Regions from separate parts of the Mus musculus genome. Here regions 2, 3, 4, 5, 6 and 7 are each linked to region 1. Evidence: chromatin loops called from intact Hi-C (ENCODE). Cell type or tissue: heart. All regions are shown on one strand. Region 1 has its middle 17 kb from the start of Prrc2b. Region 2 overlaps Aif1l (allograft inflammatory factor 1-like). Region 3 overlaps Prrc2b (proline-rich coiled-coil 2B). Region 4 overlaps Nup214 (nucleoporin 214). Region 5 holds the start of Pomt1 (protein-O-mannosyltransferase 1). Region 6 overlaps Lamc3 (laminin gamma 3). Region 7 overlaps Nup214 (nucleoporin 214).

What was found. A loop is a pair of places that touch in the nucleus more often than their neighbours do. Peaks named below come from ENCODE experiments on the same cell type or tissue, not always from the same donor. Only the 100,000 strongest peaks of a DNase experiment are listed, where the experiment ranks them.
Region 2: it touches region 1 in a loop (3.0-fold over the local background); 9 of 42 quality-filtered maps call a loop at or near these places.
Region 3: it touches region 1 in a loop (3-fold over the local background); 15 of 42 quality-filtered maps call a loop at or near these places.
Region 4: it touches region 1 in a loop (3-fold over the local background); 18 of 42 quality-filtered maps call a loop at or near these places.
Region 5: a loop joins it to region 1, with 2.3 times the contacts of the local background. A loop is called at or near these places in 4 of 42 quality-filtered maps.
Region 6: it touches region 1 in a loop (11-fold over the local background); 18 of 42 quality-filtered maps call a loop at or near these places.
Region 7: it touches region 1 in a loop (4-fold over the local background); 18 of 42 quality-filtered maps call a loop at or near these places.

Annotation. Positions count from the first base shown.
Region 1 is chr2:32,132,421-32,136,420 of GRCm38, reverse strand. No RefSeq gene overlaps it. Among named protein-coding and RNA genes, the nearest start is that of Prrc2b, 17 kb to the left of the region's middle. In heart, a CTCF peak has its summit at 2,201 (motif pointing right); DNase peaks (open chromatin) are centred at 2,180 and 3,650; H3K4me3 peaks cover 614 bases; H3K27ac peaks cover 1,568 bases.
Region 2 is chr2:31,963,225-31,967,224 of GRCm38, reverse strand. It overlaps Aif1l (allograft inflammatory factor 1-like), which reads right to left. Exons shown (of 6, transcript NM_145144.1): 4 at 2,113-2,154. Among named protein-coding and RNA genes, the nearest start is that of Nup214, 9.2 kb to the left of the region's middle. In heart, a CTCF peak has its summit at 1,929 (motif pointing left); a DNase peak (open chromatin) is centred at 3,574.
Region 3 is chr2:32,189,742-32,193,741 of GRCm38, reverse strand. It overlaps Prrc2b (proline-rich coiled-coil 2B), which reads right to left. Exons shown (of 32, transcript NM_001159634.1): 6 at 2,090-2,233. Among named protein-coding and RNA genes, the nearest start is that of Gm22192, 30 kb to the left of the region's middle. In heart, CTCF peaks have their summits at 1,459, 1,658 (motif pointing right) and 2,947; a DNase peak (open chromatin) is centred at 1,691.
Region 4 is chr2:32,044,291-32,048,290 of GRCm38, reverse strand. It overlaps Nup214 (nucleoporin 214), which reads right to left. Exons shown (of 36, transcript NM_172268.2): 33 at 717-888. It also overlaps a transcript of Fam78a not described here. Among named protein-coding and RNA genes, the nearest start is that of Mir7674, 4.7 kb to the left of the region's middle. In heart, no CTCF peak of the experiment used is centred here; a DNase peak (open chromatin) is centred at 2,090; H3K27ac peaks cover 3,641 bases.
Region 5 is chr2:32,235,904-32,239,903 of GRCm38, reverse strand. It overlaps Pomt1 (protein-O-mannosyltransferase 1), which reads right to left and starts at 3,264. Exons shown (of 20, transcript NM_145145.2): 1 at 3,163-3,264; 2 at 2,393-2,544. The coding sequence starts at 3,198. In heart, CTCF peaks have their summits at 2,491 and 3,236; DNase peaks (open chromatin) are centred at 2,543 and 3,323; H3K4me3 peaks cover 2,136 bases; H3K27ac peaks cover 1,734 bases.
Region 6 is chr2:31,916,278-31,920,277 of GRCm38, reverse strand. It overlaps Lamc3 (laminin gamma 3), which reads right to left. Exons shown (of 28, transcript NM_011836.4): 13 at 1,662-1,850. Among named protein-coding and RNA genes, the nearest start is that of Lamc3, 31 kb to the right of the region's middle. In heart, a CTCF peak has its summit at 2,467 (motif pointing left); no DNase peak of the experiment used is centred here; H3K27me3 peaks cover 1,391 bases.
Region 7 is chr2:32,036,570-32,040,569 of GRCm38, reverse strand. It overlaps Nup214 (nucleoporin 214), which reads right to left. Exons shown (of 36, transcript NM_172268.2): 30 at 2,398-2,468; 31 at 1,094-1,247. Among named protein-coding and RNA genes, the nearest start is that of Mir7674, 12 kb to the left of the region's middle. In heart, no CTCF peak of the experiment used is centred here; a DNase peak (open chromatin) is centred at 1,709; H3K27ac peaks cover 1,049 bases.

The DNA of each region.
Region 1 (4,000 bases):
GTTCAAGGACAGCCTGGTCTACAAAGTGAATTCCAGGACAGCCAGGGCTATACAGAGAAACCCTGTCTTGAAAAACCAAAAAAAAAAAAAGAAGAAGAAGAAGAAAAAGAAGAAGCAGCAGCAGCAGACTGGGTCAGGAGTTAGGGGTGGGGGAGGCTTAGAGGACAGGGTCACAAACGGCCTGAGAAAATTAAAACATGAAGGTATCATTTCTTATAAAAATAATTTTATTTTATGTGCATTGATGTGAGGGTGTCAGATCCCCTGAAACTGGAGGTACAGACAGTTATGAACTTCATGTGGTTGCTGGGAATTGAACCCAGGTCCTTGGAAGAGCAGCCAGTGCTCTTAGCCACTGAGGCATTTTTTTTTTTCCAAGACAGGGGTTTCTCTGTATAGCCCTGGTGATCCTGGAACTCGCTCTGTTGTAGACCAGGCTAGCCTTAAACTCAGAGATCCACCTGCCTCTGCCTCCTGAGTCTGAGTGCTGGGATTAAAGGTGTGCACCACCTTGGCCCAGCCTGTCAAAACAACAGAAAAACAACAAAACTGTAACAAATAAAACAGCAGCAATCTGTGGAGGATCTGAAATTTAGTTCTTCATCAGCAAATATCAAAAGCTGACAGAGCCAGGCTGCCACAAGTCCTCTGTCAGCAGACAGGGCTCCACACAGATGATGCAGATGACACTGGCATGTGCTGCCACCAAAAGTAACATTTGATTGTGAGTCTTACTCTGTAGCCCAGGCTGGTATTGAACCCATAGCAATCTTCTTGCCAGCCTCATGTCTGAGTCAGCATGGCTCCATGGAGAGTTTGAAGCCATCATGGTCTATATGAGACCCCATCTCCAAACAATATATATATATATATATATATATTTGCAACAGAGTAGAGTCAGATGCAGTGGGATAGAGACAGGGGGTTGAGAGTTTGAGGCCAGCCTGGCCTACACAAGGAAATTTCACTAACAAAACCAAAGAATCCAGAAACCAAACCATATACATAGATAGATAGATAGATAGATAGATAGATAGATAGAAAGAAAGAAAGAAAGAAAGAAAGAGGGTTTCTCTGTATAGTCCTGGCTCCCTGACTTACTCTGTAGACCAGGCTGGCCTCAAATCTGCCTCCCAAGCACTGGGATGAAAACCATTCACCACCACTGCTTAGCTATGCCAGGCGTGGTGGCGCACGCCTTTAAACCCAGCACTCGGGAGGCAGAGGCAGGCAGATTTCTGAGTTTGAGGCCAGCCTGGTCTACAGAGAGAGTTCTAGGACAGCCAGGGCTTCGCAGAGAAACCCTGTCTCGAAAATAAATAAATAAATAAATAAATAAACAAGACAAAAGGCCTCCTGCGTTCGTACCACTATCTCTTATTGAATTTAAGCTTATATAGCTTTTACCTAGCTTTGTATGTAGTGTGTGTGTGTGATCCCTGAAGTTGACATTGGGACTTTCCTCCAACAGCTTCCATTTTATGCACTGAGGTGGGGTCTCTCACTGAATCTGGAGCGCTACAGTTCTGGCTAGTCTAGCCAGCTGGTTTGTTCCTGGGATTCCCCCCGGCTTTTTACCTGGGTTCTGGGGATCTGAATTCTGGGGTCCTTCAGGTTCCTCTACTTTCCCAGCAAACCCATTTTTCACTGAGTCATCTCCCTGGCCCAAGAGTAAAACTGTCTCTTCTTACTTTCTCCGAGGCAGGAGCTGTGGTCTGTATCCACCTATGGAATGTCCCCTACTCACTCCCTAGCCTGTTTCCCTCCTCTTCCTAGGGGAGCTCTCAGCAGCAGCAGGAATCCTTCCCCTACCCCATGCCTTTCCTGACTGACTCCTTGGAAATGCTGCCATGTAAGGCTCTGCAAGAAATGCCACTCCCCCCAGGACCTCAACACCTTCCTGGGTCAAGATTCCTGGCTGAATGCAGGCTGGCACTTACCCAGGGTCCTCTGCTTTTAATTCTTGTCCCTCCTGTGATGGGATTCCAATGGCCTTCCATACAAAGCCTTTACATCTTACCCTTCCCTGCACCTCTCTTCTGATCAGGGCCTTCCTTGCCATCCAGGTTCTATGAAACTTCCTGGGGCTCCTCCAGACATCAAGTCTAGACATCTAGACTGTTATAGCATGTCCTGCAGCGCCCTCACCTGCCTTCAATAAATCTCCAGCAAACACTCACCTTCTCTAGAGAGAGGAGTGCTATGCTGAGGATGACCAGCAGGGGGTGCCACAAGCTCTATATTTATTCCAGTTACGGTCTTCTGTGGCCAGCACTGGGCTCTAAAGATCTGGAAAAAGGGTACTTCTCCACCAGAATACAGAGACTGGGTACAGAGAGGAGTTCAGGGAATATTGATTAAGTTGAGCATGATCTAGACATTGGGGAACAGGCAGAAGGACTGTATGTTTAAGGTCAGCCTGGGCTACAGTGCAAGAATGTCTTACAACAAAAGGTCCCGGGGTGTGGTGGGCTCCAGTACTCAGGAGGCAAGGGTAGGGGGATCTCAGTGAGTCTAGAGCCAGCCTGATGTACATAGCAAGTTCAAGGCTAGCCACAGATACATGATGAGACTCTGCTGAGGGAGAGATGACTCCGCTGGCAAGCCTCTTGCCACACAATCATGAAGGCCTGGATCTGGGTCCCTAAATACCTGCCTGGCAGCCAGGTGCTGCAGTGTATGTCTGTAACCTCCACACTGGTGGTGCGGCAGAAACAAGGAAACCTCTGGATTTCACTGGCTACCATTACCCATCTGGTCAATTTTTGCTTCAGTAAGAGATCCTGCCTCAAAAAACAAGATGGAGCGCTGTTCTGGAAGACACCTGATGTCAGCCTCCGGCCTCAACACTGCACATGCATTGCTCATTGGGCACACACACACACTACATACAAAGCTAGGCAAAAGCTATATAAGCTTAAATTCAATAAGAGATAGTGGTAGGAATGCAGGAGGCCTTTTGTCTTTTTTATTTATTTATTTATTTATTTATTTATTTATGTATGTATTTTCGAGACAGGGTTTCTCTGCGAAGCCCTGGCTGTCCTAGAACTCTCTCTGTAGACCAGGCTGGCCTCAAACTCAGAAATTCACCCGCCTCTGCCCCCCAAGTGCTGGGATCAAAGGTGTGTGCCACCACGCCCGGCTATTTATTTATTATATCTAAGTACACTGTAGCTGTCACACCAGAAAAGGGCATCAGATCTCATTACAGATGGTTGTGAGCCACCATGTGGTTGCCGGGAATCGAACTCAGGACCTCTGGAAGAGCAGTCAGTGCTCTAAACCGCTGAGCTATCTCTCCAGCCCATTGTTTTATTTTTAATGGTTCCAGGCTTTATTACATTGCAAAGGTTAGGGCTAGGGACTTGGGTACTGTAGGTACTTTAGTTTGCTAGAGACACTGTAACAACCCACAGAAGTGTATTACCTCACAGTTTAGGGGATCAGTGGGCCAAAGGTAAGGTGTGAAGACCTAGGGAAAGGCTGTCTAGGTCTGGCTCCGCCCTCTCGTCTGGCCCCTCCCTTCCGCCTGGGTCTTCCCTTCCCCCTAGCCCCTCCCTCCGTCCTGACCTTCCCTCTCATCTGGCCCCTCCCTTCCCTCTGGGTCCTCCCTTCCCCCAGCCCCTCCCTCCGTCCTGACCTTCCCTCACATCTGGACCCTCCCTTCCGTCTGGCCCCTCCCTCCCATTTGGCCACGCCCTCCCGTCTGGCCTCTCCCTCTCGGTAGCCTCTGGCTCCTTTTCCTTGCCTTATGAAAGCATCGCTGCCTCCTTCCATCTGTGCTCTTCTCTCTGCTCGGAGAACTCCCTGCCTGCCCCCTCGTATGTGCTTTCAATTGGCTCTATTTTTTTCCCACTTTTTTTTTTTTTTTTTTTTTTTGGAGGCAAGGTCTCTCAGTGAACCTGGACTTCACCATGTTAGTTTGACTGTGTGGCCAGCATGCCCCCAGGACTCTGCTGTCTCTGTCCCCCCAGAGCGGGATTGCAGATGTACACTG
Region 2 (4,000 bases), 170 kb after region 1:
GAGATGGAAGGACCTGGAGTGGGCTTGGCTTTTGGCAGGACAGAAAGGTAAAGGATGAAGGGGTACAGGGAGGGCGAGGAGCCCTTCGGCCCTTAAGTCCCTTACTGGCAACGAGTCAAGAATCTTAACCCAACTAACAAAAGAAAAAATGCTGTGAAGACAGCCTGCTGAGACACTATTTCCGTCCTTGGAAGATTCCTAACAAGAGCCATGGAACAGCTGGCCAGCTGTGTGGCCTCTGAAGCTAACCATACCAGCACACCCTGTTGTCTGTTCTGAGAAAAGACTCCCAGACAAGATCCTGAGCCCTGTTTACAGTCAGAACGAGTATCGACCTCCTAGTGACCTGCGCATGGTAAGAATCCCGCTGACCTTTGTGACCTACAATTTTCTCTTTTTAGTCTGAAAAGTCTGCAAAAACCCTGTAAAATCTCACCTACAGAAAGACACATTCTTCAGATAAGAAGAATGCAAAAACATTGTTACTTAATCTTTTAAACGTAGACATTGATTAAGCCACCAAAATCATATAGATAGCAATTATTAAGCTACTCAAACCCAGCCTTCTTGGTAGTTTTTGTTTTGTATAAGTTTCAGTCTCTCTCTCTCTTTCTCCTCTCTTCTCTCTCTCTAACTATAATTCTTCCATATCTGTCCTTTTTCCTTACTATTTTTTATTGTAGTTTTTAAGATTGTGTGTGTGTGTGTGTGTGTGTGTGTGTGTGTGTGCACATGAGTGCAGTGCCCACCAAGGCCATCAGAAGGCGGAGACTCCAGAAGCTGGAGTTACTGTTGTTTGAATGCCACCTGATGCTGGCTCTGGGAACCGAACTCAGGTCCTCTGTAAGAGCAGTACACACTTTTAATTACTGAGCCATCTCTCCAGCCCTCCCATATTCTTCCTTCCTTCCTTCCTTCCTTCCTTCCTTCCTTCCTTCCTTCCTTCCTTCCTTCCTTCTCTCTCTCTCTCTCTCTCTCTCTCTCTCTCTCTCTCTCTCTCTCTCTCTCTCTCTCTTTCTTTCTTTCTTCCCTTTTGTTTGTCAAGACAGGGTTTCTCTGTGTAGCCCTGGCTGTCCTGGAACTCACTCTGTAGACCAGGCTGGCCTTGAACTCAAGAGATCTGCTTTCCTCTGCCTCCCGAGTGCACTTAAGACACACACTACCACCACCAAGCTAAAAATTGTTTAAAGATGTATTTATTTTTGTGTGTATGAGGGTTTTTATGTGCGCTATGTGCATAGTGCCCTCGGAGTCCAGAAGAGAGCAATAGATCCTTTGGAACTAGTCACTGGGGGTTGTGAGCCACCACGTGGGGTGCGAGAAAATGAATCTAGGTTGTCTGCCAGAGCAGCAAGCCCCCTTGATCACTAAGTCACCCTTTTTATTTTTAATGAACTGAATTTGGAGTGTATTAAAAGGTTTTAACCTGGATTCAAACACAGACATTCAGAGGAGGGGGCAATGTCGGAAGGCACATCTACAGGCAGGTGGGTCTCCATGAATTGCAGGCCAGACACAACTACATAGCAAGAACTTGTCTCAAAAAAAAAAAAAAAGGAAAAGAGGGAGGGGAGGAGGGAGGAAAGGAAGGGGGAGGGAAGAAAGGAAGGGGCCCACGGCTGAAATGACATCTCAGTAGGTGAAGGTATCTGCCACCAAGATTGACAACCTGCTTGATCCCCAAACCCCAGAACCTACATGGTAGAAGAGAACAGATTCCTGTACATTGTCCTAACACATACCACCCACACACAAACACCCATGTTCAAACACACACACTACATACAAAGGTGTAAATAAATAGTAACAATTCATTCTAAAGTTGTCTTTTGCTGTGTGAACCAAGATCCCAGTCCCACCACCCCCACCCCACAGTGGAAGTCTCTCCCCAGTGGAAGTCACTCCCCAGTGTCTCCTGCTGCCCCCTAGTGGAAGTCACTCCCTGGTGTCTCCTGCTGCTAGAGTCAAGCAGCTTGGCCACCAGGACCATCAGGGCCTCATGCATCTGGGTGTTCTTCAGCTTCACCCAGTGCTCCTCCCCAGAGCAGCAGGATTCTTTGGCTCTCAGGCCTCCTTCCCATCCTCCTTCTCCACCACCAAGGCCTCACTCACCAATCTCGCCTTCATTATTCAGGTCAAACTCCATGTATTTCTCTGAAAATCACAAGCACGAACTGCCATTAGATTAGAAGCCACAGCTCTCCCTGCAGAGCCCAGTGACTCTCTAGAAAGGGCTGACTGAACCCTTGAGGAACCCTTGACACCCTCCCCAGCCCAAGGGGTCCTGTCGTCTTAGCTGTTGTCTCTGGAAGAGCCAAAAAACTTCTCCTGATACCAGGTAGGCAAGAATTAGCCACGAGGAAAATTCTACCATGTGATATACTGTCCTGATAGCCACAGTGCTCCTTTGTGGGTAAATATTCTAGTTACTCCAGCCTGGTTGTTCCTGCTTCCTGCTGTACAAGGGAACCCACACCCCCAACCCCCAACACACACACACACACTAACATAGGGTATGTATGCTCGAAAGACCAGACGTCATACATAATATTGCTGTATCGTGGTATAGACACCAGCCTCCCTTGTGGGATTTTCTAGAGGATCATGGGACGAAATACCCTAAAATGGAAATCTGATCTACTATGATTTGCATCACCTTCATCAAAACTTCTTTCTAGTTTAACAAAGCAAAAGCTCACTCCAATCCCTCTTTGAAATGTTTGCTTTGCTTAGCCTTGTTAAAACAACATCTGCTTAAACTGTCTACAGCCCTTGATTGACTCTGTGTGTGTGTGTGTGTGTGTGTGTGTGTGTGTGTGTTTACATGTGTATGATTCATGTGTCTGGGCATGCATGTGTTTGGAGGCTACTTTGCGACGTCCGTTCTCTCCTCCCACCTTTTCATGAGTTTGGGGGATGGAACTCAGGTCACTGGTGTCTTATGACCAGTGCTTTTATCTGCTGAGCCATCTTGCCATTACTAGATTGAATTCTTTCAAAAAGAATCAGTCTCTACAATATTCCTGGCATGGGACAGAAGGAGAAAGGGGGGAGAGCGGAACTGCTGTGACTCGGAAGGAGAGAGATCAGATATAAGAGCTGCAGGAAAGAAAGCATCCAGCAATGTAGGTGGAAACAGAATGCGGCCCTATGGGAGGGGCTGTCTAGAAGGTAACAGCACAGCAAAGATAAAACATAGATTTAGAAGGTGTTATGCCAGGAATACTGGAGGGGGTGTGTGCTAGCCTCCGGGAGGTTTAGAAATGCCCAACCATTGAGCTAGTCAAGGCATATCAAAATTAGGTGGTGTGTGTATGTCTTTCATTTGTGAATCCAGAGAGCTCTCGGGCAAGTGCAGCATGCCAAAGCGGTTTAACTAATAATTAATTCACTGCTACAGGCACCCTGTTCCCCTCCACCCCACCTGGCTGGTCTCTCAGCCTGGAGTATCCTCCCAGCGGTGCTCAGACAGTCCCAAGGACGTCAGCTTCCACCAGGCACCTGCACCCTGCTGACTCTGGCTTCTCCTTGCTCTGTACTTATCCCTGCCCCTGTACAGACACGCTCACACACACTCCTCAGGTCTTGTCCCATGTGACTCCCCAGGCCTGGTGCCCAGTGAATAGCCATCTGGAGAGCAGAGGAATACATGGCTTGAGGACCTCTGTATCTTTCTTTTTCCAACAAAACTGTTTCACTAGGACTACCGGCTGAACAAACCGAGCCTTACCTCCCACTGAAGATGTGACTTCAGACCCCAAGAGCAGTTTTGCTTCCCAGAGGCCCCCATGAGTTGTGGGCCCTGAGTATCCTTTGCCTATATCTCCTGCAGACTTGCCCTACTCCCCACCCCATGTAGAGAAAACACAGACCTGGGTTGAGATCTGGGGCTCTGGAGACGGATTAACAAGGACTCGAATCTTAACTCTGCCTCAAGTGAGCTATGTGACCCCTCTGCCTCCCCAAACCTGAGTTTGTTGTCTATAAATGAGTGATCTCA
Region 3 (4,000 bases), 57 kb before region 1:
AAGAAAACTGTAAGATTCTGAGGGGCAATGGACACCACCCTTTCTTTAAAAAATACCCCCATATCATTCATAGTGAAAACAGAAAAGAAACCCAAATGTTGTCAGGCAAGTGGGAAGCAGGAAGCTAGAACTTCTTAGGGGGTGTTGGATGTGTCTGAGAAACGTGTTCCACTTCAGAGACACACGAGGAAAGAGAACTGGCTCCCGATGGCTGAGACCACCCAGAGGGCAGAACACAGGGACACCAGGACAGCCTGACTCACTCCTTCAGCCAGCACTACCCCACCCACCAAGGCTTGTGCGACTGTCCACATGAGCCTCTGTTTGGAACATCGGTACCCTGTGACCACATGTGGTATACACAGAGCACACGCTCAGTTCACAGGTAAAAACCCGAGGATGAGCGGGTGATGTGTTTTTGTGGGCTGCTATCAAGCTGATGACCCAGGACTGCTGTGGCAAAAGGGAAGAACTAACTCCCACAAGCTGCCCTCTGACCTCCACATGCATGCTACAGTAAGTGTGCTCCCTACCTGACAAACACACACAAAAGAAATGTCTGAAAAACGTAAAAACCTGACAGCTTCTTGAGCCCGTTCAATCTGGCTTTCTTTTTTGTAAGGGTCTCACTCTATATTCCTGGCTGGCTTAAAGCTCTCTCTCTCTCTCTCTCTCTGTAGACCAGGCTAGCCTCAAACTCATAGAGATCCATCTGCCTCTGTCTCCTGAGTGCTGAGATTAAAAGGCAAGCGCCACCCTGCATGGCCAGACTGACTTTCCTTACGCACACTTAGGATTAATTGATAAATCAATTGCAAAAGGAGACAAACATCCCAGGTGTGACATCACCCGCTTCCTCAGTGTGTATTTGTCCTCAGTGCGTCTCTAAACTGTCACTGCAGGTAACTCCTGTGGCCCCACTGCATCTAGCAGGACTGTGGGGCCAGACAGGAATGAATCCAGACTCCTCCCTATCCACTTCCGGTTAGGAGCTGAAACAGGAAAGGACCTAGCGCTCACCACCACCACCAAGAAAAAAGACCGGCGGCCCTGAGGTACACGGGAGGCCATGAAGCCAGGAACACCCTCAGGCCATTTGCTTCTCACCTCAGGAGAGGGAACAATCTAGAAGCTGGTTCTGTTTCCACACTTTAGCCCCCAGGGTGACCCATCTCAGCCACAGCAGGGCTCCCCTAACATTGACCAGCCCTTTCAGCACTGTGCACATTGGGCAAAGTGGCTGTTTTGCCAGAGTGGCATGGTGTTCACTTGGCTTCAGGACTGTGCCTCCGACTTGCCGTCAGTACCATCAACAGAAGAGGCCTCGGGACCGAACAATACGGGCAGATCCTTGAATTCAAGAGCTGAACAAGTTCAGCTTCCTTGATCAGGCCTGACAGAAAATCCAGTTCTTAAAAACCCTCACGGGCCGGGCGGTGGTGGCGCACGCCTTTAATCCCAGCACTTGGGAGGCGGAGACAGGTGGATTTCTGAGTTCGAGGCCAGCCTGGTCTACAAAGTGAGTTCTAGGACAGCCAAGACTATACAGAGAAACCCTGTCTCGAAAAACCAAAAAAAAAAAAAAAAAAAAAAAAAAAAAAACCCTCACGGGAGGCCTGCTGGCAAGGCCCCCACTGCAAGCCTGCCCCAATCCCTGGCACCAGAGGGCGCAACAGTGCTGGCTGCTGCAGATTCACCTGGTCATGTCCGACATGGCTGGGGAAGGGTGAAAGCCAGACTGACACGCTCTTTGAGTGACAGTATGTGGAGGAGCGTGGAAACAGGCTATGGAACCAGGGACTTGATCAAGTTAGCTGCACCCTGCATGTATCCACAAAGCAGAAGCCAGCTTAGTGGAGTAAAGGATGATAAATGGACAAGTGGCAAGACCCAGCTCAGTGAGAGGGAGAGAGCCAGAGGTGAGGAACAGGCCAGACAGAGGCAGTCAGGACAAACATGTCAAGCAGCTACCTGCTTCCATGCTCTGACGCCCAGGCCCAGGCCCAGGCAGCTGGGGACACGTGCAAGGGTAGAAAGCAAGGGGTCTGGCGCCCAGCAGGACCTGAGGACAGTGCTGCCCTCCACTCACTCTGAGGGCGGAGGCTTGGTCCTGGCCCATACGACAGATCTAAGGCGCCCTTTTCTTTGCCAGCCTTGTCCTGCCCTCCAGCTGCTTTCAGCGTCGGAAATTCCTCGGGAGAGAAGGATAACAGTCGGCTTGAGCCCCTTAAACCTGCAGGAGAGGCAGAGAAGACAGAGGGAGCTGGTAAGACAGCCAAGTGTCGCTGCTTTCCTAGCCCCATGTGGCCTGGCTAGGTGGGCATCTGTACTGCCAGGCAGTGACGACTCCCTTAGCTGTTCCCAGGAGCTGGCAGGTGCTCACACAGGATAAGGGGACAGGAAATCACCGGGTACTTGGCGTCTGCTTAGGGTAGTAAGACTGCTTCATGAGGGGCAGCATCAGACACCCCACAAAGCTGTGGCCAGTGAGTTCTGAGACTCACCTCCCAACCTTCTCCAGCCCTGCCAAGCCAAGTGTGGTCCTGATGTAACCCCAAGACCATTTCTCTCTTCAGCAGTCACTCACTGCTCAACCAGAACCCCCTTGGAAGGAACAGCCCTGTTTTAACATTGTAACTCCACTCCTGACACACAGATCCCATCTCTTCCTGGATTAACAGAGGAGAATGGCCTTTAAGGACTAGTGCTCTCTCAGCCCATGCTGTGTACCACACTACTGAACTGAGGGATACCACTGCCCTGTTATAGCCACACCCCTAGGTTTTCAGTACAATACATAGGCACCTGCTGACTGGAACTGCTATGCACAGGGAAATGGGCAGGTCACTGCAGCAGTGGCCTGCTTGCTCCCACAGTCAGTTAAAGGGCTGGGTGAGAACAGCCTGCCAAGTGACAGCATCGGGCAAACTCACCCTCTACTGGCAAAACTGAGAAAAGGTAGGTGGCTGGTGTTAGCTGTCACCTGACACTCTAGAAAAGAGGCTCTCCAGCTTTGAGGGCTGAACAAGCCTTTCCCAGGGGTCACATCAGACATTTACAACATGATTCATAACAGTAGCAAAATCACAGTTATAAAGTAGCAATGAGCCAGCATGGTGGAGCACGCCTTTAATCCCAGTACTTGGGAGGCAGAGGCAGGCGAATTTCTGAGTTCCAGGCCAGCCTGGTCTACAGAGTGAGTTCCAGGACAGCCAGGGCTGCAGAGAAACCCTGTCTCGAAAAAAAAAAAAAAAAAAAAAAAAAACCAAAAACCAAAAACCAAAAAACAACAACAAAAAAAGTAGCAATGAAAATAATTTTATGGCTGGGGGATCACTACATGTATTAAAAATAAAATCATGGCATTAGGAAGGTGAGAACCACTGCTCTATAGTCACCTGGGAAAGGACTCTTAAGGAAGGACTGTTTGGATCATATTGCTAATGGGGATGTCTGTGGGGGATACTTTTGATAATGTTAATTGGGTGGGAGTTCCCACCCACTGTGGGCAGCACCATTCCCCAGGCATAGGGTTGTGGATGTTTAAGAGTGGAAAGCAAGCTGAACACTAGTATGCATGCTTGCATTCATTCATTGCTCTCCAATTTTGACATTGACTGCTAAAATACCTGACATTTTCACTTCCCAATAATGATGGACCAAAAACTAGAATTGTAAATTAAATAAGCCCTCCCTTCTTTCCTTTTATCACAGCAACAAAAAACAAAACTATGACAGGTAACTCAACCCTACACCTGCACACTAGTATCCCTCAGATTTCAGCACTTTTACATTTGTCACCCAATACTGGCAAGCAAGGTAATCAGAGCAGGCCACACCAGGGGGAAGGGCACACACCTTTGATCTCTGTCCTAGCACTTACAATGCAAGCCTAATGAATCGAGCTAAGATCCCTGGCATCTATGTGAAAAGCTGGGCGAAAGGGCAGGGATCTGTAGTCTTAGCACTCCCTAGGAAGTGGACTCCATGATCCAGAGAG
Region 4 (4,000 bases), 88 kb after region 1:
GCAATGAGACTAAAATTCTAGGGCCACTAGAAGAAACTCCCCCTTCTTTTTGGTATTTTCATCTTTATTTAATTTTTATTTTATATATGTTGTTGTTTTGCCTGCATGTACATCTGTATGAGGGTATCAGATCTTGGAGCTACAGACAATTGTGAGCTGCCATGTGGGTGCTAGGATTTGAACCTGAGTCCCCTGGAACATTGGTCAGTGCTTTTAACTGCTGAGCCATCTCTCTAGCCCCAGTCATGGGATTTTCTAATGAGGATGTGTGTAGGATGTGTATAGAGCAGCTGTTGACAGCCAAGAGAACAGCAGTCTTGAGTGGGGGTTATCCCATTGGTGTCCTATGTTCTAGGAGTTGTTTGCTAAAGACCAACTGGCACCTCAAGAAAACAATCCTAACTCTTTCTTCAGGACTTTCTAATATAAGGACCACCTGAGAAACAGACCTGGCTGCAGCTAAACCTGGTCCAGAGAACAGGTTATTGATGTCCTGCATGCTGTGCACTGACAGCCAGCAATGCTGTGGCCAATGATTTAAGAACCTGCTCACAATGTGCCTTGTCCTGAGAAAAAGACATCTAGCAACTTTTTTTGTCTACTTAAAGGCAAGGCCGCCAGGTCACTGTGTGGTTTAGAGAATGTAAGAATGACAGGCCCTGGTGCTTTGGGCTGGCACAAGTTTGTGGTTTTCCCAGGTCCCACCTGCAGCTTACCCGAATCCGCCTGCGCTGGCAGCCGCAGTACCCTCTCCGAACACTTTGCCTCCCGTCGAGCCCAGAGGGCTTGTAAAGGCTGGGGCTGAACCGAATGCTGGCACCCCTCCAAACCCAGGGGATCCCCCAAAAGTAGGAGGGCTGCCAAACACTGGAGCAGCACCGAAGCCACCTGAGCAAAACAGAGGCAAACAGAACAGGGAGAAAGAAAAGGAGACAGGAAAGAAGGCATCAAGCAGTCAGAAACCAAATCAAAAGAGGAGAAAGGGAGAGAGGACGTCAGTAATTCCAACACAAGAAGCCAAAAAGCACAATACCCCAACCTCAATCCCTCAGCCACACGGCTCCTCCCACTAGGAGCAGAGGGTCTGTGGCACTAAGAGATCTGAGCACCCTAATGCCTCCCTGAGGCAGGTGGAACCTATCTCAAGTCCTGTTGAGAACAAACCACCTTAAACACAGCAGGTCCATTGCAGGTTGCTTTCTAGCCCCATGATATCTGTGACTCTTCATAGAAACCCATCCCCAAAGCTAGTGTCTCAACCAGCAGTGGCAGGGTGACAGGCTTTACTGTTTACTAATACACACAGCAGGCTCCTAGTTTCATGTCCAAAGGGCATGGCTGGAGAAGTGACCCAAGCCCTTGGAGGAGCCCAGAAGATCGTGAGTTGGATCCCAGACATTGGACGGTTGGAGATTGATTTTTGCTTTTGATTGTGACTGTGCCCTGATATTTTCCCTCTTGAAGGAAGAAACTGTTTTAGTGATGCCCACAGTTAAGAGACTTTTAATTTAAAAAGACTTTGGATTTTTAAAAGAGATGGATATTTTAAAGAGATTGAAATTTTAAGAATATGTAAAGACTAACTAAACCCAGCTAATAAAGTCGGAGGTTCAAAGCCCCTTCCCTGGCAGAACCCATGAACTGGGTCACAACAGAAGCAGGGTGGTGCAGGCTGGCACCCAGCCACATACCTTTTATTTATTTACAGGCAAGTGGCTGTGGGCCTATCACCAATGTCCCTGACTTGTGGCATGACTATAAAGCGCACTGACTCTCATTTTGGATGAAGGCTACAGTATAAATGTGACCAGGTGTTAAGATGGCTGTGAGGATGGCCTAAGCGCCCAGATCAGGACTCTAGGCCATTACAGGCAAGACGGAGACAACAGAACTGGGTCAGGTCCAGCACCAGGCAGCCTCCTGGGACTGTTCCTGAGGTATCCCCAAACCTCCAAGATTTGCTCTAGTTCTGAGGTTCAGAAGAGAAGGGTAGTGAGGGTATGCTGAGCTCAGATTAGAGGCAGGGTCATTACTGCTGACAGCAAATCTCCTGTTCAAGTGGCGGATCTGCTTTATCGTCCTCACACCCGCTCCTGCCACCGTGATCAGAAGATCAAATGTAGGGCATGAGAGCAGTCAGGCGAGCAGCGGCTGCTACTTGCAATTGAATTCTGTGTCTATCGTTCACAGGGCTGCACAGCTGAGGAGACATTGCCGTGGCTCGTGTTTGGGTTACTACTCTGTCTTTTAAAACCTTGAGTGAAATTCCAGGCTGTGCTACGGAGACTGGTGGCTTACAAACATAAACAGAATGGAAAAAAAGTGCTAAAAAACCATTGTCCTTTAATTATTTAAATTGACCACAGATCTAGTTGCACTTTCTTCCTAGACATACAAGGTTACATCTCGCACCTCGTATTCAATATTGTTTAGACTTCTTGCTGGAATGTGAGCAAAAAAATGAGAGGTTTTATGACCCAAGAAATTAACCTGGAGAGGAGCTGGCAGGAGAGCCAGCAAACAGACAGGCAGGCACACGTGCAAAAGCAAAACAAACTTGGTGTGTAGCTAAATGAGAGAATGGCTGCTTTGGTGTTAGTTCTGGGGTCAGGCGACTCCCTCCAATGAGAGAGCAGGAGCTCAGCTGCAGGCTGAGTGTCTGACTGAGCAACCAAGAAGCAGGTTTGCTGGCCAGACACTCCAGTCTCTGGGCTTCCAGGGGCGGTGGCAGCTGCATCAAGGCAGCTCCCACCCTCTCCTGGCTGGCCTGGGCCCTTCCTCCAGTGGTGCCAAGCTCTCAGATTACCTTCTCATCTAACTGCAGCATGGGTAGGTGGCAGAGCTGGGATTGGAACCTCTCATGGCCCTGTCATGTGTCCTGCTTTCTAACTGACGAAGAAACGCCTGCAGACCCCGGGCTGGCTGGCTGTGAGGCCATGGTGAGGTTCGTCTCCTGTCCCTTCTGTGGTGGCCTCCAATAGCGTTAGCTCTGACACAGTGTTTTCTGAAGGGAGGAGGAACAGACACGAGTTTTCAAAGGCTCATCCAAAGGCTCTGCCTGAAATCGCTTTTACAGTGAGGGGCTGATGCTGCTCCTTTGAGCTGGAAGTCTGACTGATCCCCTCACAGGCTCCTGAGCGCACGTACTCCCACTGAGTGCACCCCAGCCTTCTGTCCAAGTCCTTCAATCCACCTTCAGGACAGTGCTCACTGAGCGCGTGGGCAAGCTGAGTGCAGGGCAGACATTCTCCTCTGTCTGCTCAGATGCCTGGGTCCCTGTCAGTCCTCATTCTAGATGCTCACCAAATAGAAAAGCCAGAATTAGGAAAACAAATGTCTAGGTGGGAGGTATATTTTTTCTAAGACAGAAAACACATTCACCAGCTTCTCAATTTAAGTCCACCAGGACAATGTGGAACACAGAGCCACACCCCAGAACCCAGAACAGAAGAAGTAAAGGAAACATCAGGTGCCTAAAAAGATAGAAAGGCTCAGTGGTTAACAATGTAACATTTCTCAAGTGTTCATGCTTATTTGATTTCCTTGTGTACATGTCATGAGCTGTGTGGGAGGCCACTGATCAGGAGCCACCCAGTTTGTTTTTTAAGAAAGGTTGCACCCCCCTCCCCAAAAAAAGAAGCCGGGCGTGGTGGTGCACACCTTTAATCCCAGCACTGGGGAGGCAGAGGCAGGCGGATTTCTGAGTTCGAGGCCAGCCTGGTCTACAAAGTGAGTTCCAGGACAGCCAGTGCTATACAGAGAAACCCTGCCTTGAAAAAGAAAAAAGAAAAAAAAAAAAAGAAAGGTTGCCAAGTGGCCATGCTGACTGTCAGTACCACCAGCTCCAAACTTGTCCTTGTATTAGAGCTAAAAGCTGTGTCCTTTTCATTTTTTAATTATTCTGTATGTAGCCCCCAAACGAAGTTGCAATGCCTATTTCTAGTACCTTTTACCAAATTCTAAGGAAAAGATGCTAAGAACTAGTAACCTAGGACTCAGT
Region 5 (4,000 bases), 100 kb before region 1:
AGGTAAGTGAAGCGTGAGGGTCGGATCCTTTGTTCCAACTGTATTCTGTCCCCAAACACAAAGACACACACAGCATCATTTAACCCACAGGAACATGGTGGGAAATTTACCAAGCCCAGTGAGCATGCATGTCTTGTAGAGAGCCTATTTCTTTCTCTAGTCTTTTTCTCCCCTGCATGGATGTGTATGTGATATACAGGCAGTTATGTGTAGGCATGCTCGTGTATGAAAGTGTGTGCACATACGTGCAGGCCCTTGGCCACTCTCCATTTTATCTACCGAGACACTCATCAGTCTGAGGCTTGTCATTTGGCTAGTCTGCCTAGCTAGCTTGCTCCAGAGAGTCCCTGCCTAGCTGGCAGCATGCTGGGATTACAGATGGAACACACTGCCCACATGGCATGTGAGGGAGTCTGAACTCTGGTCCTCACACTTGTATAACAAGTGCTTTACCCAGCTGAGCCACTTCCCCAGCCTCCCCACAGCTTTTGACTTAGGTATGTGTAGGTCAACCTCCTGACCAGGAGCCTTGAGGCTAATCCCATCTCATACTCTCACTGGCCACCAGCACCTTTCTACAGCTGTGGACTGGAGCAGAACTGAAGATCTAATTGAAAGGGAGTCAAATGCGGAAGGAAGAATGACACAGAAGCTTCTTCAGATAATGAAAGACATTAGGTCTTAAGTGTGATAACGCTACCGTGGTTATGTGTTCTTTGTTTTCAAGAATCCTCATCTTGCCAAGCAGTAGTGGCACACGCCTTTAATCCCAGCACTTTGGAGGCAAAGGCAGGCAGATTTCTGAATTTGAGGCCAGCGTGGTCTACAGAGTGAGTTCCAGGACAGCCAGGGCTATGCAGAGAAACCCTGTCTCGAAAAACCAAAAGCCAACCAACCAAACAACCCCCAACCTCCCCCACAAAAAAGAATCCTCATCTTGGAGCTGGAGAGATGGTTAAGGCATGTGCTGATTGTAAACGGAGGACCTGTGTTCAGATCCCAGAACTCAGGCAGATCTCAAAGACCTGGATTTTGAGCTCCAGAGGATCTGTCATCTTCTTCTGAGTCTGAAGGCACATGTGCACATGCACAGATGGACAGACAGACACACGTATACTCTTAAATAATCCTCATCTTTCAGACGTATATAGTGAATTAGTCATACATATGTCTAGAATCTTCTTCAAATTAATCTCTAAGGGGGCTGCTGAGGTCATCAGTCTACCCATGTATATATCTGACCCCTATAACAAAGTAGGAGAGGGCTAGCGAGATGGCTCAGCGGGTAAGAGCATTGTCTGCTCTTCCAAAGGTCCTGAGTTCAAATCCCAGCAACCACATGGTGGCTCACAACCATCTGTAATGAGATCTGATGACCTCTTCTGGTGCATCTGAAGACAGCTACTGTGTACTTATATATAATAATAAATAAATCTAAAAAAAAAAACTTAAAGTATTTAAAAAAAAAACAAAGTAGAAGAGAATGCCTGTATTAGCTAATATACATACCCTCTCAATAACAACAGCATAGTTCCCCTTACGAACAAATTCATCAAACCGACACCTTTCAACTGGCTAAGGAAAAGTGAGGCTGGAAACTGACAGACCAAAACTTTCTTACTATAGTCCTATAAGGTAAGCCCTAAAATGTATGTATTCTAGTGGTTGTTCTGGGGGACAAATGGGCCATACCCACACTGCTTGCGATGACTATTTCTGGTTGTCACCTTGACTACATTTGGAATGATCTACAATCCAGAAGTTAAGTGTACATCTATGAGAGATCTTTTGCTTAAAATGGATGGATCCACTTCTCGTCTGGACCTTTAAGGCAGGAAGGAACACTAGTTTAATCCAGATTTTGAGGTGGGAAGACACACCTTTAATTTGCACCACACCTGCTGAAAATCTATTTAAAGACACAGAAGTAGGAAGTTTTCCTCTGAGCCTGCTTGCCCTCGCCTTGCTAGCAAGACCATTCCTTCCTTGGCACTAGAGCCCACTTCTTTGGGAAGCCAGAGTATACTGAAGACCAGCTGAGACACCCAGCCATGTGGACTGAGCAGAAAACTACTGGAGTCCTGGACTTTTCCATTCACAGTCAGCGATTGTTGGATTAGCTGGACTGCAGCCAGTAAGTCGTCATTCCAATAAATCATATGTATATATGTATACTATATTATATTTATTTACATATACACACATGCAAACATAGTGTTCTTCTTAAGTTGTTACTCTAGAGAACCCTGAGCAATACACTGCTAAAACATCCATCACCAAGAGATCCAAGAAACCCAGAATGTCTCTCTTTTGCACTGTACGGCAAGGTGATTCCTGTCACTAATTACAATGACTCTTGGATCATTGACTCTCCTCCCCGATCTCTACTTACACCACAGCCCGAGGGTAGGAGAGTTGCCATAGTCGGGTAAGTAGTCCCAGGCCAGTCAGAGCTACCAAGTTCAAATTGATGTCAACAGTCACCACTAGAGGCCGTTTCAAAAATCTTAACATTTTGCAGAAAAGCCAGCTCGGGAGGACTCCCTGGAAAAGAGGGAAAGAACTACCATTAAAGTAAACGGACAGCAGCCCGGGAAGGCACAAACGAGGCCACAGGGTCCTAAAGCCGCCTGGCGTCACGATGAATTTACAGCATAGCGGGTTGGGTTAATAGAACCAGAAGGACTCTTCCAGAACATACCTGTTGGAGAATTACAGTTGTGTTCAAGCACAGGGTATACATAAAAACATCTGAGGGGTGAATTCAGGAATCTCAGAACTGGATACTCATTTCTACAAGTCATTCCAAAAACACCTGCTGGGCACTTGCTAGGAACAAGGCTGCTAATGAATGAAGTGGCCTCTCCTGTCCCTTCCCAATGTGGTTGAAAACTAAGACCCTGAGGAGCTCTGGGCACTGTCATAGCCCAGTGACCTGGATGGACTTTTCCCTCTTCTGGAGGCATTCCTCTCCTCCTAGAGTTGCTTGTGCCCCGAGCCCGTTCTTTCTCTACAGTTCTTCCCACTCTGGCTTTTACAAGAGGCCGCCCTGGAAACGACTTGCTCAGCCAGGATCCGAACATCCACCGTCCCTAGCGCGCCGCCCCTAAGCCGGATCCCAGACCCCAGGAGGGCTCTCAAATCTGGCACTCCAAAACCTACGAGCGTTTCTTCGAGTCCCGTAGAGTGGCTCCCCATGTGGAGCCAGGCCTGCGAACCGCCAGGCAGGATCGACCGTTGGGGGCGAGGCCGCTCGATTACTCTGCAGCGGCCACGGATCGACGCTCAACTAGTTGTGTCTACGCGGCCGACAGACTCTGAGACGCGCGTGCGCAGCCGGAGCGCGAGGTAGTGGCGCGCATGCGCGGCGTGCTCACCGGCCATCAAAGTTGGGCATACTGACTGTCCTATCCTTAGGGCTCCCTTTCCCCTTTTTAATAAAGCACAGTGTGTTTCCACAAGCTGTTCACGTGCTCGGAGCTCTCCGTTTCGGGCCTCGCGTCTACTTTAGCGGTTTCGTTAAGCAGCGCGTTAGCTTACGGGCAGGAGTAAGAGCTTTGAAGCCTCGGGTGCGTTGTACCTCCTGGAGCTGTGTGAGTGGTGGATCGCTTTTTCTCAACTCTTCCCACACTGGAATGCCTACAAGCTGTCTGTCCCTCCTCCTCCCCAAGGTCTCAGGCTCGCTATGTAGAGGATGATGGCTTTGAACTACTGCCTTTGCTTCCCCAGCGCAGGTATTACAATCATGCCTTTTTAGGTGGGTGGGTATTACAATCACGCTCAGATGGCAAGCCAAGCCCGAACCGACTCCAGATGTTTTGCCAAAATTCAGTTTTTACAAGTTAGCTTAGCATTGGGTGACATCCGGTTTAAGATTGTAGCAATGGGGCTGGGCGATCGCTCAGTGGTTAGGAGCACTGGATGCTCTTAAAGAGGTCCTTAGGGATTTTCTTCTTCTTCTTCTTCTTTTTTTTTTTCGAGACAGGGTTTCTCTGTATAG
Region 6 (4,000 bases), 220 kb after region 1:
ACAAGAGGCCTCGATGAGGTTATTTGTGCAGAGCACTAACTGCAGAGCACTCAGCAGTAGCAGGTACCACAGGGTCCACCATCATCCTTTGCATCTTTATTAGCATCTTCCTCAGCATCACTTGGACTTTGGTAGGCTCAACTCAGAAGTCCAGGGAAGCTGCATGCTACTCTCTCCCAAGGCCCCAGGAGGTGATGTGGGTAAAGAAGCTAGCAGAAATCTGAAATCGTTGATCTATAAGCTACCCAGGCCCTCTCTCTGGGGGTGGTTCCCTCTGGCAGCCACAACTGCTCCTGATGTCCTCTCTTAGGAATGTCCCACCCACCCTGCAAGCATCTCTCACTGTTCACTCTCACTGCCTCGGTTTAGAGGGGGTCAGAAAATGGGGATAGGTAAGAAATGGAGGGGCAGTCTAATGCCAGTGGGTACAGAGTCTAACCCCCAGGGAGCAGGATACTCCACAAAACCATTCAGTGCAGACACTAGTCCCATATACTAAATGTCTCAGAAGGACAACATTCTCTTCTACTTAGAGAAGACAAATTCAGAGACATAGTCAGATAGTAGTGAGGAGTGGGCATGGGACAGGGAGCTTAGATGACAGCTCAGTGGGCACGGCGGGCGCTCACTGGGGAGGATGGTGGCAGGGAACAGCCTACGATGCCAGGGCCCCTTAGGCCAATGAATCACACGCTTAAAATGATGGCCAAGGAGGACAGCTTTATGATATGGGTTTTATTATGATAAAGAATTAATGATGTAATATACCGATAGCCGTTTAATTGTCCACTTTAAGTGGGTGACTTTGTGGGGCATTGCAGTAGCCTCAAAGGCTGTTAAATGCACCTCTGAGGGAAGAGCCGGGGAGGGGGAAGTCCTGCAGCAGAGAGTGGGAGCAGAGAGGATGGAACCTGGGAGGAGAGGGCTGTTTGCCTCTTGTTGCCTGATACTCACTAAAACCTGAACTCTGAAAAGTCCTCTGTGTGTGTGTGTTTGTGTGTGTGTGTGTGTGTGTGTGTGTGTGTGTGTGTGTATGTGTCTGTGTGTGCGCACGTGTCTGTACAGGCAAACGAGTGTGCATGTGTGTGGATGTACACATATGTGTATGTGCGTGAAGGCCGGAGATAAGTGTTGGGTGTCATTCTTAACTCTACCTTGTGTTTTGAGAGAGGACCCCTGAGCCCCACTGCTCCTCCTGGACTCCCGGTATCCCTCTGCCTCCCCAGCGCCGAGGGGAGAGGAATGTGGTCCCTGCCCTTGCTCTTTGTCTTCTGTGCTCTAAGTCTCAGACTCAGGTGGTCTGGTTTCTTCAGCATCACTTCCCAAGCTGAGCCTTCCTTTGAGACATGCCAACCTCATTGTTGGGGTTTTCTGCAGTGAGGATCCCAGGTCCCTTGGCTTCCTCCCAACAACTTTAAAAACAACTCTAAAAGCCCACATATAGGCCTTCCAAGGTTCCATTATATATGGCCAAAGCCCCAGGTCTGCAGTAACTCTCAGCATACTGGGAACTTGACAAGGAGACTCTGTCCTCAGAAGTCATGCTTGCCACCCTTGGACCATGCTCTGTCCTACCTGTCATACCCTAACCTCTGTTAGAGCCAGGGCAGGATCAGGGCTCAGGCTTGGTCTTTCTGGGAAACAGAGCACAAGCCACTCACCTCTCTGACCAGGAGGGCAGTGTGTGCACACCACATCTCCACTCTCTGGGATGGTTGCACAGGCTGATTGGCCAGGGCACGGACAGGGCTGGCAATCATCAGCACGGCCTGAGAAGGCGTTACCGTAGAAACCTGGCATGCACCGCTCACAGGATGGACCCTCGGTGTGGTGGCCACACAGGCAGATCCCTAAGGAGCAAGGCACTTGTTCACTATCTCAGTCCAGAAGCCCCTGGAACAGTGGTTCTCAACCTTCCTAATTCCTAATGCTGCGATTCTTTTTTTTTTTTTTTTTTTTGGTTTTTCAAGACAGGGTTTCTCTGTGTCGCTCTGGCTGTCCTGGAACTCACTCTGTAGACTAGGCTGGCCTCAAACTCAGAAATCCACCTGCCTCTGCCTCCCAAGTGCTGGGATTAAAGGCAAGCGCCACCACTGCCCGGCATGCTGCGACTCTTTAACACAGTTCCTCATGATGTGGTGACCTCCAACCATAAAGATTTTTCTGTTGCTACTTTATAACTGTAATTTTGCTACTACAGCTAGGAATTGTAATGTAAAGATTTTTGGAGATAGAGGTTTGCCAAGACATTGCGACTTACAGATTGAGAACTGCTACCCTAGACAGTGAGTATCCTGGTGGAGGAGTTGCAGGACACACATTGGTAGACTAGAGAGACAGGAGCTTGGGGTAAATCCCGGCTGAGCCAGACTGCCTGGGTTCACTTAAGGTTTGTGTGTGTGAGCTGGGAAAACCTTCTAACCCGCCCCTCGGTGGGTAAGAGGTGTGGCTCTGCCACCTACTGGCTGGGTGGCCACCTTGCACCTCAGATCCCTGTCTTAGAAGTTGGGATGGATGGTAACAGAGGCCACACCACAAATATGCTGGCAGGAGTGGATGGATGGGGTGGCAGAGCCAGGGTGGGGGGCAAGGGTGGGCAGGGACAACAATTGGACACTGTTCACTATTCCTGTCTCACAGCTCTCCCGACCAATGGAAGGCACAGCAATAATCCTCTTCACCTTGAGGGCCCCACCTAAAGGGAGACCCTGGCTCAGGCTTCCAGTCTTTCGGGGGCTCACTCTGTACAGGACCTATAGTATATACATGCTATTGGTATGGCAACTCTTGGTACTGGAAGACGGAGGATACCACAGACCCCCTTCTCCAGTCCAGCAACCCCTGGAGTCTGCTCAGAGCCTAGGGTCGTGACTCACCATGGGGACCCAAGAGGGGCCCTACAGGAGGCAACCAGCAGTGTCCAGCCATGGCTGTGAGGAGAACGGAAGAGAACTTCATTCCCTAGAGCCAGGGAGAATTCCTGCCTCAGCTCACACCCTCAGGCTTGATTCTTAGACTAGCTGCTCTACCCATTTTACAGACGAAGGCTTACTTATACCGAATGGAAAGTTGTGGCAAAGTCAAGGGCTCCGTGGGGGTGAAAAATCAGTTCAATCTCATGAGGAGATTCTGTTTCCTCAACAGGAGCTGCAGGGAGCATTATCCAGGAAAGGGTTGCGAGGCTTCATCTAGGCTCAATTGGTGATGTCTGCCAGGCACAGGAGCCATGGACAATGTTCTATGTATCAGAGATTCCACCTGTCTTGGGGAGGCAGCAGGGCGAAAGGCCTGTGACACAGAGGTGAAAAGGCCTGTGTCTGTCCCCTAGCGCCTCCTGGTCACATGACCTCTGGAGAGGTTTCTGTATCTCTGTAGGTATGAGAAGTAGCTCTACTGAATGACAGCCACCACCGCTGGTGGGAGGTGTGGCTCTGTCACCTACAGGTCATGAGGTCACCCCACTTGGAAACAAATGGGACAATAATGGAGAATATATCACTTGCATGTCTACAGGAATCAAGGAGAAGACATTAGGGAGGAAGGGGATGAGACTATCTTATTCCTTCCTTTATATTATTTATCTGTCTCTCCCAGGAAAAGAACCCACCCACGGCTCACTCCGTCAGCTACCCCTGAACTTCAGTGCAAAGAGCGTTCTGTTCTTTTAAATATCTAGACAATTCCTGACCTTCATGGACTTTGTCTCCATGGCCTGGGCAGTGTATACTACTGCTGTCTGTACTGTATAGATGGGGACATTCGGGGAGAGAAGTGACTTTTCCAAGCAGTGAGGACACTTGGCTTGTGGCTTTGGGTGAACACCCATGAGTTCCTGTCATCTGTGCGACTCTCTGAATGTCTTTCTCCTGTTGCTATCTGTGCTGGTAATTCTCATAGCACCTGCTGGGAAGCAAGGCTCTGAGGGGCCTTTCCCAGGGCCTGCAGGGTGTGGTGGTGGTGGAGGAGGCGTGGGCAGATGCCTGAAGAGAGGCTGGCTGAA
Region 7 (4,000 bases), 96 kb after region 1:
AACCAGCATGACCAGTGATGATGCCGTGGGCTGTGTTTAGCATGTAACATGTATGTGAGCTGAGTGTCACATCTGTTCTTTTCTCACTTTCATCTGAAAGGACCGGGGTTTTACAGCATTTGCTACACAGAGTCTTTCAGTCCCGGAGGACAGGTGGTCAAGCATTTCCATTACATCAGGACTCTCAGCCCCTGCCTTCAAATGAACCTATTTTTGCTTTACTTATCAGGATTCTGTTGTTCACCTGCAGAACAGTTTTTGAGAATACAATTTCTGAGGTCCTTTCACCGTAGGTCCTAAATCCCTCCTGTCACAGCCTGATGATCTAGGAGGAAGTGCCTGGCCAAGCAATCCTGCCACATGTTATCAGAGCAGAGACATCAGGACAACAAATCCCTGATCCATACAACCACAAGAGCAAATCTGAGACAGAAAACATTGCTCTTCATGCCACAGGCCTTAATATGAGGAAAAGAGCTGAGAGATGCAGACACTACACTCATTAATGTGGACAGCTCAACACAGCACTTAAGTGGAAGCAGGTAAGGCAAGGATGGCAAGAATACAACTTGCCATCCATCCACTGCAGCAGTCTATAGCATCTTTTCCTTCTAACCGTGATAGACAGATCAACACAACATGGGAAATCAGGTGGAGAAAAACGTGCTAGGAAATCCAGCTTCGGGGGAAAAGGCAGCAGAGGTAAATCAGAGAAACATGCAGGCCCGAGCCCACACTAGTGCACTTCAGCGTCAGAGGAGTCAGGTGAGCAGAAGCCCTGTGCCTGGGTGGGGCTCATGGCTGCTGTCTGTCACACTGCCTTCAGGTAACCTCAGGGTAGAAAACAAGAGTGAGCGTGGCCTTAGGAGAGAAAACAGAAGCAGCCTGTCACACTCATCTGTCCCCAAAGCTCTACTGTCCTTTCATAGGTAAGGAGGACTCCTTATTAAAACAACAATAACCACAAAAGTAGAGCAGTGTAGGTGAAGACCCTCTCTAGCTTCAGCCCTTTCTGTATTTGTTTCTTCTGTATTTGTATTTGAAGCTTTGACATGAGTGGGTCGCGGAGCTGGGAAAACTCTTCTCAACTCACTTGGGGCAGCTGTAGATCCAAAGCCCCCACCGGCTGAGCTGAAGGGGTTTTTGTTGGCAGCATCCTGGCTGGGTTTTCCTCCAAGGCCACTGAAGAAACCGCCCCCTCTTGTAGCATTTCCAGACCCAAACACGCCACCACTGGAAGTGGATGACTGCTGAAAAAAACAAGTGGGGGTGAGGAGGGGAATAGGAAGCAAGGAAGGATTAGAGATCATTGTAAAACTGCAGGCACAGCCTGGCTGGACAGCCCACAGCCAGGGCAGATGGGCAAAGAGAACTCTCACCATCTCTGGAAGAGACACTCTGGAACAGCCCCAGGAGAGGCTGATTCTGGAAGGCTCCCTACAAATCTGAGGTTCTTTGGTTACTGCATTTAGAGTAGGTGGCAATGCTTATCTGCCATGCTTTCTGCACTGTCTGACTCAATACCAGGGGCAGGGAAACCAAGCATTACAGATTTACAAATCGTTTGAGAACAGGGAGAAGCTCCGATGTCTTCACTAGTGTCAGGTGACGTCATGAGCAATGACTCGTGATTTACAGGCGTTTCTCTCCACTGTGCACTTCTCATTCACAATGACTTGCCCAGTGCTGCCAAGAGCAGCCTAAATTAGCCCCGTTGCTGAAATGATGAGCACTGTTGAATTGCATCCAAACACTCAGAGGATGCTGCACTCGGGGCACATGCTGACTCAGAGCTGCACAAGCTCCAGGCACTCTTTCTGTTTAGAATCCGGTCCTTTCAGAGACCAGCTTGTGGTTTGGGGGCTGCTCACATTAGTTAAGCTGACATTGGGTGATGATGCAGAATAAGACAGGCTTTAGGAAAGGCAGCAGTGCAGAGGAACAATGGGGACTGCCAGCTGAGGGGCACGGTGGTGTGAGACAGAAACCTGCTCACTTCAAAATGTTGGGAAATGAACCGTTATAGAGAAATGAGGGCTTGCTTACGCATATCACTGTACTAAAATTAGAATGTGCCGAGCGTGGTGGCGCACACCTTTAATCCCAGCACTCGGGAGGCAGAGGCAGGCAGATTTCTGAGTTCGAGGCCAGCCTGGTCTACAGAGTGAGTTCCAGGACAGCCAGAGCAACTCAGAGAAATCTGTCTGGAAAGAATCCGAAAAAGGAAAAGAAAAAGGAAAAGAAGAAAAAGAAAAGAAAAAAGGAAAAGAAAAAGAAGGAAAAAGGAACTGTATGTGGTTGCTTGCCAGCCTGGACCCTGAGCATAAACTAAGTCTATTACACTGGGAAAAAACTAGACAGATGATCACACAGAGAGAGACAATCATGTATACTTACCTGGCCAAAGACTGACCCACCAGTGTTGGCTGCCTGGCCAAACACAGAACCAGTATTACTAGACCCAAAACCTGTAAGACACAAAGACAAAGATTCAATTTGGAGAAATCTTTTTTAAACATCAAAATTAAACCCAAACCCAAACCCAAACCCAATCAAAACACCCACAGCCTATAGATGTGTTATGAACGTCACTGGATGTAAAAGCCATCACTGGCCTTCTCCAGGGGTGAGTGTACCTGCTCCAGTACTAAACCGCTGGAAAAGATAGGCCTATTTATGTAGCCATGGCATGAATGTATGGAAGTAAACTATCACTTTCTGCTTAGAGGCCTGCTCCACAGGAGGAAATTCATTCCTGGCACTGTAAACAAACTGGTTAAAATCCCAGGCTGACAAGGTCATACACTGGCGGGGAGAAGCTATTATTGTTGTTCTGCTAAATAGACAAGTCCAATTTCTTTCTGAATACTTGTACTTACACCCACAGATTAACACTGCTCTCAGTCTTAGTCACAGCAGCTTTTTGAAGTGGGCAGTTGGTTAGTGAAGAGACTGCTAACTGTGCTGAGACTAAGAGACTGTCCGGTGTCTTACCCTAAGTTGGACTAAAGGCTCCCAGAATACTTTGGAAGACAGAGCAAGAAGTATAAAGAATTGAAGAGCATGACCATCGGCAGGAAGAGAGTAAAACTGTTTTCTAAATACGACATGACTGCTGTGCTCAGGGGCCCACAGCAGGAACCATTTCCTGCTTGCTAACAGTCCAGGACAGAGGGGGCGGAACTCATAACACCCTACGTCTAGTTGAGGACCTACTGGTAGTTAATGGCTACTGGAGAAGGGGAGTAATTTTTCTCCAGAAGTGTATTTATGGATAGTTGTTTGTGATCCAGTAAGCAATCCCATACCTACGTTCATAAAAGCTAATCAAACTGTTAAACTCAGCCAGTCATTAAGAAAGAAAAGAAACAGAAAGCAGGAGGGGTTGTTAGAAAGGAAGGGTTCCAGAGAGGAGGGTAAGATAGGGGGCTGGAGATATGTGATTCTGATCAAATTGTATTATATACATGCATGCAAACACACACAAAAATGTCAATAAATATATTAACAATTAAAAAAAAAACGCTTCCCCACTGAGGAAATGGAGAAAATTCTATGTAAACACAGCTGTTCTTGGTATCCATAAATTCTAGATCTCTGAGAGTACCCAGATATAAAATCTGAGGATGCAGTAGTCTCTTTCATGACGTGGCACGCTGTGGTGTTTGAGCCCGTGTGTCCAGGCTCCCACATATCTTCCATCACCTTGGGATGACTTATGGTACACGGAAGTATACTGGAGAGACTATGTCAACTAGCTGCTACTCTGTCCTGCTCAGGGATAATGGCAAGAAAAAGTGTACATGGTCAGCATAGATCTTCCCTAGTTATTTCAATCCATGGAGGGCCACATCTGCAGGTACAGAACCCATACATGTGGAGGGCCGATTGCGAGGTTCTTACCTCACTGTTAGCATTCTAAAAGTCCCTAGGATTGAACTCTTCTCTCCTACCAGGTCAGGTGGTGGCGGGTGGCATACCGTCACGATCTTGGCTAACA